Linked DNA regions of Mus musculus: region 2 is linked to region 1. Evidence: chromatin loops called from intact Hi-C (ENCODE). Cell type or tissue: gastrocnemius. All regions are shown on one strand. Links, peaks and the distances in the headings refer to the core of each region. The heading gives the core; the rest is flanking DNA. Region 1 has its middle 16 kb from the start of Gm31137. Region 2 has its middle 21 kb from the start of 1700027A15Rik.

What was found. A loop is a pair of places that touch in the nucleus more often than their neighbours do. Peaks named below come from ENCODE experiments on the same cell type or tissue, not always from the same donor. Only the 100,000 strongest peaks of a DNase experiment are listed, where the experiment ranks them.
Region 2: a loop joins it to region 1, with 3 times the contacts of the local background. A loop is called at or near these places in 4 of 42 quality-filtered maps.

Annotation. Positions count from the first base shown.
Region 1 is chr1:72,966,429-72,971,805 of GRCm38, reverse strand. No RefSeq gene overlaps it. Among named protein-coding and RNA genes, the nearest start is that of Gm31137, 16 kb to the left of the region's middle. In gastrocnemius, for the core only: no CTCF peak of the experiment used is centred there; DNase peaks (open chromatin) are centred at 1,181 and 2,522; H3K27ac peaks cover 3,109 bases.
Region 2 is chr1:73,034,645-73,040,021 of GRCm38, reverse strand. No RefSeq gene overlaps it. Among named protein-coding and RNA genes, the nearest start is that of 1700027A15Rik, 21 kb to the right of the region's middle. In gastrocnemius, for the core only: no CTCF peak of the experiment used is centred there; no DNase peak of the experiment used is centred there; H3K27ac peaks cover 2,596 bases.

The sequences.
Region 1 (5,377 bases), core at 229-5,228:
GTCCTGCTGTCCCTGTATACAGTAAGAGATAAATACTTCCCTTACCACATTCCTTACAAAGGAGGATAGGACCCCAGAAGAGTGCAGTGACCTGTTCAGGGTGCTCTGGGAAAGTGACAATCCTAGAAGTGACTTTTAATGGACAGTGTTATAGGTACAGGAGAGACCTGACAAAGGCCTCCCATGTGATAGGTACCAAGGAAGATTGGAAAACTGGGGCTGGGGCAGGGAGTCAGCTGAGACTAGAGCACAGCAGGAGACTGTGGGAAGACTCACCTGAAGCACAAGCCACCATCTCTGAAAATGGATCTGGGATCTGTGTTAGGCACTAGAATAGGCGCTCCCTGAGACTCTGACCAAGGGGGGAAAAAGAAAGAGAATCCTCATCATCAGGGAACCAGCAAAATGGATATGCAGATGTGGAACCAGAACCCAAACTCCAGAGCCCCTCTGTCTCATTAAGTTCCATTTTCAGAACTTGCAAAAGTGGAAGTCTGGAACGTTTCCCTTTCTCCTTTCCTCTCTTTGCTAACAGCCACCATGAATCATCTACAAGACAATGTGCCATACATCTTCCTCCCTGTTATGATGCTCATATCCACCTCAAGACACATGTATGACTCTCGGATCATTCCTATTTTAAGTGATGAGGAGGCAGTCTGGGGTCTCACATCTACTGAGTATCCACTCATGGTCTTGAACTCAGATCTCTAGCTGTCATTGCCTCCGGTTTTGCTGTTCACATGCTTTGAGGTCTGTCTGGGGCAGCTGCTAGGCAAACTCAGCCAAGTTCCATGATCTGTCTCCGTTCCTGTCAAGGCTGCCATGCTATTAGAAAGGGGACAGACAGGGACAGTCTTAGTTGTTTGGCATGTAGCCTAAGTATACAAGGATGGGCACCAACATGAGCTAAGTCTCCCCTCATCTTTGCCAAGGAGGCAGGGGACAGGAGACTAAGAAGGAGTCGTCTAACTTCGTGCAAATCTCATGCGAGGTGTGAACACTGCAAACCAGGACACGATGTATCTCCACATCCAAGACCAGGGGCCAGGGCACAGGCAGAAGCAGCCACCAGATGCAAAATACTAGGAGAGAAGAAACAAAGCAGTCGGGCCTGGTGGTACAAACCTGTTCTCCACTCAGTGGCTAATGCAGGAGGATATCGAGTTCAAGGCCACTTGGACAGTAAAGGGAGTTGGAAGCCAGCCCGGAAACTTCCCGCTCCCACTTGGTAGCTTGGCATGATCGTGAGAATATCTCATCTCCATTTATTCTTTTCTAAAGAAAAGATGTCTGAAAATTCATCTCAGTGGTACTCAGTTAAGTGCTTGCTTAACATCTTTGGGGCCCTGGGGTTCAATCCCCAGTAGCAGAAGGAAGGAAAGGGGAGGAAGAGGAGGAAGAAGAGAGAGAGGAAGAGGGGGAAGAGGAGAAGGAGGAAGAAGAGAAAGAGGAGGAGGAGAGAAACTTGAAAGAAGGGCCAGAATATGAGATTCAGAGTCAAGTCCCACTACCACCACACACAGTGTGTTTTAGCTTGTGGGAGAACCAACCCGAGGGTTGAGCCTGTCTGGAAGAACCATCAGCCAGGCAGTGAGAATTATGTCCTGGCCTCTTGGGATGTACAGGGGGTGATATAAATAAATAAATAAATAAATAAATAAATAAATAAATAAATAAATATCCTGGCCCAGTCTCCTAGGGATGAGAAAACTCAGGTGGGAAAAGAGACAAGGCTACCCTTGGCAAGAGTAAGGGGAGATGCCCTGGAAGTCTAGAGGTGGGTTGACCACAGGATCTAGACCCCTGCTTAACCTAGGGCCTCAACGTGTGTTTTGCTCTTTTTGTTGTTGTTGTTGTTGTTTTGTTTTGTTTTGTTTTGTTTTTCTGGTTTTGTGCTGACAGAGGTAAATGGTAAGGAGAAATAGTCTAAGAAAACACACAGACCTCTCTTCCTCTGTAAAGGATCCACTCAGAATGGGAGATCAGTGGGAACACACGAAGGTTTAACAGAGAGCTCCCCAATTCTGCCGCCATGAGCAGTGGCTGCCACCTGGCCTCAGTTTTTTCCCACTCCCATCCACTGGCTTGAGAAATTTATGGGCTCAGTTGCCCCACCCCCACCCCAGATGGGCACCAACGTAGGTCATCCAATCTTTAGAGGCTAAAGCTCTGCCCCTTATCTCCACAGCTGTCAGGAAGCTTCTGCAAGCACCAGCTCTGGTTACAGGGCATAAGCATTGCAGAGGCAGCTGTCTCAGCCTGTCCCATGCTGTTCCGACTCAGGGAAGTTGCGGGGTGGGGGTGGGGGGGAGCAGGGGGCGGTCAGAAGAGAGATGGAAATATTTCTCTCTCTCTCTCTCTCTCTCTCTCCCCTGTGCCCAGCTAATTTAAACTTTCTTTATGCCAGACTTTCCTTTCCCAGGCTTGTCATGTGCACCGTGACCTCAGCCTGGGCTGGGATACACGTAAGCAGGCCATCTTACAAGTCTGTCAGGTCACAATTATGTCTCGTTGGCCAGAGGCCATCAGTCTTCCATGTGCATGCACACAGTTCTTTTTGTTTGAGCAACAGAATACTCGTGTGTACTTGTTTTCTTTCCAGCTCTAACCAGAGGGATGGAAGCTTTGTGTCTTTGGAGCTGTGGGAGACCCTGTGGCACTCACAGGGTCTTGTATCTTTAGTGTTCAGCAATAACTCTGTGTGTGTGTGTGTGTGTGTGTGTGTGTGTGTGTGTGTGTGTGTGTGTGTGTTTGATGGGATAAGCGTGCACAGAGTGGAGTGCCCGAGGTTAACCTTGCAGCCCGACCCCAAGATTAGACTTCTACTAAACCACAGTCCCACATCTTTGGAAGCAAGAGAGGGGCTGGTAGATCTGGGGTTCTTCTGCCCCATAGCTGCAAACTTCCAGAGCAGACAGCGTTAAGCCAAGCCAGCTACATCTATGTATTCCAATGCAATATGCAGATTTCAAAAGAGAAGAAACTACTAGAAGCTGAGCCAAATAGTACTGCCCTAAGTGAAGTGGTCAGCAACGGAGTCACAGAAAGATCAGCTTGTCCCCAGACTCAGCACCACCCCCCAGGACTCTGGTCCTGACTGACACCCTTGTGGGGTTTTGTCTGCACCTTTTAGGTAGCGGTTATATCAGCTAGAGATGAGGAGTGGCAGAGTGACTACTTCATACCTCTGCAAACTTGCAAATCTTTTCATCTCTACTGGTCAGTTTCCTCCCAAAATATGCATTGAACTGCCCTACAGATACCACAGATCCACACCTGTAAAGACATTACAGTCTGTCTTATTTTGATCACTCAAAAAAAATGATGTGGTTGGTTAAGAGTGTTTCAGAACATAAGATGAAAGATACCTCAGTGACCTGGGATAATAAATATCAGAAGGAAGCAGGAGAGAATTAGAAACTTCCCAAGCCTGGATGAGGGCATAGAAGTTCTTAGAATCCATCAAAGCCAGGCCAGGGCAGGCAGGGATGCCATGACTTGAGGTAGACAGTGACCAAGACATTCTGCTTCCTGTCATTTATAAAGTTATCTCTATGTGTTTGGAGTACAAGGAAGTGCATGTGTGCATGTTATGTGTATATGTGTGTCTGTATGTGTGTAGGAGTGTATATTAATATCAGCATATGACAACATGTACCCAGAATTTAGGTGACATCATCAAAAAGTGTTATTGCAGTTAAAGGCTTTTGAGGCATTTGTGGGAACACATATATGCACACATGCACACACACACACACACACACAAACACAAACACATGCTTAATAGATGTATGATCAGTGACTGCACTTCCTTACCAATTTAAGGAATTTTTATAATCATTGCATTCCTCTTATATTTAGAGTCCTGTACTAAAATCAGGTCAGTTGCACAAATCACAGGCTAGAGCAAAGAAAGCTTGATTCAGGGCTGTTGAGCCATTTAATCAAAGAGCTACACTATTTTTAAAACAACCCTGGATGATGGATTTTTCTTTCCTTATGCTTGGACAGCCAGGTGCATGGGGCTTGGCATCAAAACTGAGCTCCAAGCTGGGGTAAGGCATGTGGCTTAAAGACATTCCAGCAAAGCCAGCACTCTGCACACTCCTGGAAGTCTTAAAAAAGAAAAGAAGCAAATGAAAAAAAAAAGCCCATGTGGCTTTTCCATGTACCCTCTGAACTCTGAACTCATCTATCTCTTCAGCCAGTGTTGGCCTGAGAGCCTGGTAAAGACATGGAGAAAGCAAGCAGGCATGGGTGAAGAAGATGGAGCTGAGAGAATCCAATACCTAACTTATGGCTCGCTCACTGCCTCCCACGATACCTTTACCACCAGGTTTAAGCCTATTGCTATCTGATCCTCTATTCAGCCATTTGAGGCACTAGACATGGGTGCTTTTTTTAAATTATTTATTCTATGCGGATGGTTGCTTTGTCTGCTGTATGTCTGTGAGTCACATACATGCCCAGTACCCACGGAGGCTAGAAGAGTGTCGGATCCCCTAGAACTGTAGTTATGCACTGTTGTAATCTGCTAAGAATCAAACCTGGGTTCTTTGGAAGAACAGCTAGTACTTTTAACCTCTCCAGACCCCACGTAATCATTTCTTAAGCCAAAGTGAAAATTATTTTCATGTCTACTGTTCCTATTGGCCCAAGCATCTAAGGGGGGGGGGGCATGCTTTCAGCAGGACTTTATCCTGAGATTTCCATTCCCAAGATTGAGGGCTGTGGCTGCAGGACACTGGAGATTAGAGGGAATGGGATCTGAGCCACTCCATTCTGAGGCTAGGAGAATCCTTTGGGATCCCAGATGCATATGACAGGCATCTGAGGGACAACCAATTAGGAATGTCTGTGTCCCTGTCTCTTGGTACAGGACCTGTTCATCCATGTCTCAGCTAGGGAACAGAGGCCAAAAAACTTAGCAAAACCTCACATGGTAACTGGATGGTGGGATCATTGGGCTCCTTGAGACCAGCTTCAGCTCTGCCCTATTTTAGCCAAGCCTGAAGTTACTGGATCAGGCTGGGCCTACTGGGCTAGAGAGCTGAGTCACCCATGGGAAGGGACAGCAGGAACTGTAAATCACCATGCATTTAAGGATGGCTTTCTAAAACCCTGGCTTGAGGCTCAGTGTCTTTATTTATATCTCTCACAGGAATATTTTTCAAACTCATGACAGCGCAGTCAGTATGGCTTTGGGCACACTCCAAGCACCTGGTCCCTTCTATAATGAGCCTTGCAGGTGACAGGCCTTCAGATGCCTGAGCCCAGATTCTGAGCCTACTGTGACTCAAGTCCACACGTACGCCCACTCGCTGCCAAGGCCAGGATCCCATCTCCTGCATGGAGGAAGTACAGCCAAGTTGAT
Region 2 (5,377 bases), core at 303-5,302, 68 kb before region 1:
GTCTTTACTGTGACTCTGACAGTTAAAGATGCACTCCCCCCTCAGTTCTAGAGCAGGCAGGCAGATGGACGAAAAAACTACAGGCAGAGAAAAGGAGTCATGGTCAGGAGAGGAGCAGAACAGAGGTGTCTAGACAAGCCTTGTGTCAGCTTCCTCCCTGTCTAGATGAGTTTTCGGATAATTCCCATCATCCCCTGTCCCAGCCCAGACACCCTCTTACCCCAGGGCTGCTACCCCCAAAGCGCATGAGCTAATGACAGTCCTTGTGGCAGTTAGTTGTATTTGTCAATTTGACACAATCTAGAATCAATCTAGAGTCTGGGTGGGAAGGGGGTATCTTGACTATGTCGAGTGAGGTTGGAAGACCTATTCCTTCCACCTTTTCCTGGGCTTGGAGTCCTGGATAAAGAAAAGGTTGAGTAGGCAATAAGATTATGTCATTCTCTTCTCTCTGCTCCTGCCTGTGACCGCAAACTCTCCCCCCTTCTCCCTCCCTTTCTCTCCCTCCCCTCGTGTGTGTGTGTGTGTGTGTGTGTGTGTGTGTGTGTGTGTGAGTGTGTGTGTGTGTGTGTGTGTGTGTGTCCTCCTTAGTTTCCTTCACGGCAGACTTGACTAATTTTGATCCAGCCTTGACCATTTTCCCGAGGCTTACAAATCCCTTTAACTGATCCTTCATGCCACACAGGCTGAGCCTGGGAGGGACATAAGTCGACCTCCCTGGTAGGCAGCATTCCTGGGCATGAGCCCTGGTTCCTGCCACAATACCAGGACAGAGCTTTGGGTCTCAGCTCCTGCCAAGGACTTAAGCAAAGGCCAGGAGAAAAATCAACAAGTGCTCTGAAATATTCTCAGCCTGTTTCTGCTTCTGCAATGAGGAACCCTGCCCTGCCCCTTTACCTACACACACTTTATAATAACAAGCAAGTAGTATCCAAAAGACAGCAAGAATCCTCATCTCTGGCAGGCAACCTGCCATGCTGTGATGGCTCACACACAGCTCACAATGCCACTAACAGATGCAAAGATATATTTTTTCTATTCAAATTTCCTCTAGCAGCCACCCATGATATAGCATGACCCTGACAGATGACTTTGCCACTGTGGTTTTCACAGAAACCCTACACAGTCACCCTTCATCTTTCTTGGGAATTCAGTTGTTCATGGCTGATTAAAGAGAGCGAGCCCAACTATGTACCAGCAGTTTCTGGAGAAGTGTGGTAATGATTGGCCCCACGGGTAGATAAAGGGCCCAGCTCTACATGAGGCTCCATTTCTGGCTGGGGCACCATCAGCAACCCTCCCTGGAGCCAGGCTGTCCAGTCAGACTGATTAGGTCAAGTCACTTTTTATCTGGGTACAACAGATAAGACTGCAGCATCACAGCCAGGGGTTAGGGGTGTGACGGATATGGCCAGTGAAAGGGAGACATAAGATACACTGCTGTTTGTGGGAGCTGGGAAGAATAGAATTCTCTCAAGAGCCTCTTTGTAAGTGTCAAGATGGGACACTGGGCCTCCTGTGTGCTGTACCCACAAACTAAAGTTGTGTTCCACCAGCCCTAGCTGGACCCTGGTTGTGCTGTGCATCCTTTACTGAGTCAGAGAGAGGTGAAAGATCTGCAAGTCTGACCGGTTTCTTTCTCGGTGAAGTACATGCTGCTGGCCCAGGCACAAGAGGACCTGCTGTCACGGTCTCTGTCCACACTGAGCACATCTGTCAATACACAGCCAGTCTCTAAGCTGTTCCTCAGGTCCTTCTCCCCACTGAGGAGACAGACTCTACCCGGGGAGTGGCAGCCATTTCTCTCCCCCACAGTCTAGGGTGGAACAGCTCAGAGACGTGAGACCTCCTGGCAACTACATTTCCCTCAGTTGTACTGTAAGGAAGTTGAGCGGTGTGATTTTGTTGTTGTTCAGCAATTGCCTGCCCACTACAGAGTCCAAATATTTTGTGAGAGCCAAAGACATGCCAGCCTTCTTTGCTAGCAAACACAGCCTACTCCCAAACCTTCGACGTACTCCCATCAGAAGCCCTAAGCACCCAGACAAAGACTTCACTCCTCGTCAACTTCCCTCACTTTTCCCTTCTTTGTGGCCCTCTCTTTGACTGTTTCTTGGATGTACGATCTAAGCAGCATCCTAGTTGTGTGGACTGAGGTGTCTGATCAGTTTTTAATTCTAAGCCTCTCACATGCATAGCAAGCATCCTGTCACTGGGTTATAGCTCTACACACTTTTTTAATCCATGGGATTGTGCATGGGCATGCACGTTTGTGTGTGTGCAGGTATGTGTACATGTGTGTGAAGGTGAGTACCTACATGTATACACATGTATGGGGAGCCCAGAGGACAATGTTGGGTGTCATCCTCAGGAATGCTATGCTACCTACCTCCTGTGAGACAAGGCCTCTTACTGGCTGGGAGCTCAGCAACTAGGCTAGACTGGCTGACATCTTCCTGTCTCTAGCTCCCCAGTGCTGATGTTATGAACACATACTACCATGCCTGGCTTCTTTTGTGGGTGCTGGAGATCAAAACCAGGTCCTCGTGTCTGTGAAGCACATACATTATCGACTGAGTACCTTCTAGGGCCTCTTTTTATTTTTCTTTTTGGTACAGGGTTACCCTGGCTGGCTTCAAACGTGTGATCCTCCTGTCTCAGCCCCCTGAGTAACCATTATGCCTAGACTTCCCTGTTTATAAGCCTTTGCCACCAAACCAAGCTATATTTCTTTACCAGAAAGACTCTAATGTCATCCATTCCCTTCTCTGATCTAATGAGATGTAGTCAACAAATAATAACAATTCCCCACGGAGAAGAGGAAGGCTCTAGACAAAGGAGATACAGGACAGGAAACCACAGCCTACAGCCTGGGTTAGAAATCAAAGACTTCTCTGGGGACAATGAAAATGCACTTTCCAGGACCTGGAATCCCTCAATTTGTGGAGAAGCCTGGGTAGGTGGAGACCCCTGGTCAGGAGGAGACCTCTGGGTATAAGGAGAAGCCTCTGCAAGGGGAAGACCAGGCCTACCAAGCTCCTCCAAGAAAGTCAGGTCAGGGAGAGGGAAGAGTGGCCCTCACTTGTGAGAATCCAAGCCTAGAATTTTGCTGAATACCATCCACAGGGGTCAGCCTGGCTTGGCAGGTCTCTACTCTGTAACCAGACACAACCCTAAGGACACCAGTGGAGAGGGCAGAGAAGCAGAAAGATATACAAAGGGATTCGGAGGATTTGGTTACCAAGTTGCACCAGCCATTTCCGGGAATCCAATGAGGCTGAGTTCTGAGAATCTGAGGGGGTGGGGTGCACAGCAGGGAGGGAGAAGTGAGGTAGACTGTGGAAAAGAGATGAACTTTACTCCTAGGTCAAGTCGGGCTAGTAGGCCAGGCTTCTCAGGGCAGAAGGCCTCAGAGCACTTTTCTCCCCAGCTGGCAGTATTCTTGTACTCAGAGGCAAGCAGATGCCTTTCAGCAAAGCTCCACTTGCCCCCAAAGTCTGTTTCCAGACTCAGTCAGCTCCTAGAAAGCCTGTAAGATAGATGAGCCCCCCACCAGACCACTGCCATCTACTCATGGCCCCAGGATACAGGGAAGATATTTTCTTCCCCTTCCTTTTGAATCAGGTTTTCCTTCTTCAGACTCTCCCATCTCCTCGGACCCTTTCTTGCCCCCTCCCCTTGGACCCTTTCTTGCCCCCTCCCCTTTAGCATGTCTTGCCCCTTGTATTTCTACTCCCTTTGTGGTTCATTTTCCAATAACTAACCCATCAGAGGATAAATGGAGGACCTAGACCTGAACCCATCCACTCAGAGCAGTGTTTAGAGTTGTAACAACAATTCCTTGGTTCTTTAGTTAGACAGGAACATGTTTGTCTCATCTCTCCAAGTCTCCGTGTGCTCCCTGACAGAGGAATATGCCCCACCCACACCCACACATCTTATTTATCTCTTTCCATCAGTTCCTTCATTCACCGACCAGGAAGGTGAGGACCACTTTGTCTATACCTGAATGGGAGCTGCACACATTACTTTGAAAACACCAAGTCACACAACATGACAAGACAGCTCCAGACACTGCACCAACGGGCTCCTTGAAGCAGGACAAATGCTTCTTGATGGTGTGAAGTGGGGCCACCAGGACCACACACTCCAAACCAACAATCTGCAGTTGAGAAGAGCCTGGAAAATCATTTAAAACCTCCAGGTCACACACCGTCATTGAGGGAAGCCCCAGGACAGGAGCTCAAACAGGAACAGAGGCAGAAACCATGGGGAAAAGTTGCTTATTGATTTCTTCACATAGCCTTTCTTATACAGCATAGGCCCACCTGCCTACAGTCTTGTCGCCCGTAGTAGGCTGGGCCCTCCTATATAAATAGCAATCGAGAATGTCCACAGGCCAACCTGATGTAGGCAATTCAACTGAGGTTACTCTTCCAGGCAATTCTTGGTTGCATCGAACTAATATTAAAGATAAGCTGTATGTGGATGAGGAAGATGATTCAGCAGGTAAAGTGCTTGTCTCCCATAAACAGAAGGACCTGAATCCAAATCCTCTGGACCCGGGAAAACAGCCATGTGCGGTAGTGTGCACCTGTGGTCTCAATTCTGTGGAGGCAGAGACAGGAGTCAGCTCCAGGTTCAATGAGAAACCCTGCCACAGAGAGACCCACAGCCGGACACTATAGCTGGGTGATGGAGGTGCACACACCTTTAATTCCAGCAGAGGCAGGTGGGTTTCTGAGTTCGAGGCCAGCTTGAATTACAGAGTGAGTTCCAGGACAGACAGAGCTACCAAAAACAAACAAACTAACTAAAAAAAACCTAAGCAGGGCAACTTTATATATATGTCTGTCTCTTTAGAGCAGTCTTGTGAGTTTGTCAACATCTTTCCTATGACAAGTTTTCTAGTCTAAGATCCCTGTCCATCTGTCTATCTGTACTTTCTAGAAGAAACTTTTGTGGGGTGTATGTGTGTGTGTATGTGTGTGTGTTTGTGTGTGTGTGTGTGTGTGTGTGTGTGTGTGTGTATACAAGTGTGTTTTACCTGGATCAAAACTAGGGCTTTATGCAAAGTAGTCAAGTGTTCTCCCACTGGGCTTCATGCACTGCTCTTCCTGTAAGAAACTTTCTGATTTGTCCTTGATTTTATGGATGTTGCCCTGCCATGAGCCTATAAAACATCTACTGCCTGGATTGGCCATCTGGCTCCTGAAGCCTCTTGGTCTTTATTCATAACAGCCCCACCACAGCTCTATGCAGAAACCCCCATATCCCTTCGGCGGGGGCTCTTCAAATGTTGGGCTTGTGTGCTTTTCTCAATATGGTGAACTCTTAAGAAAGCTGCCTCTAGCAGACTTGAGCCCACTTCTGTGTG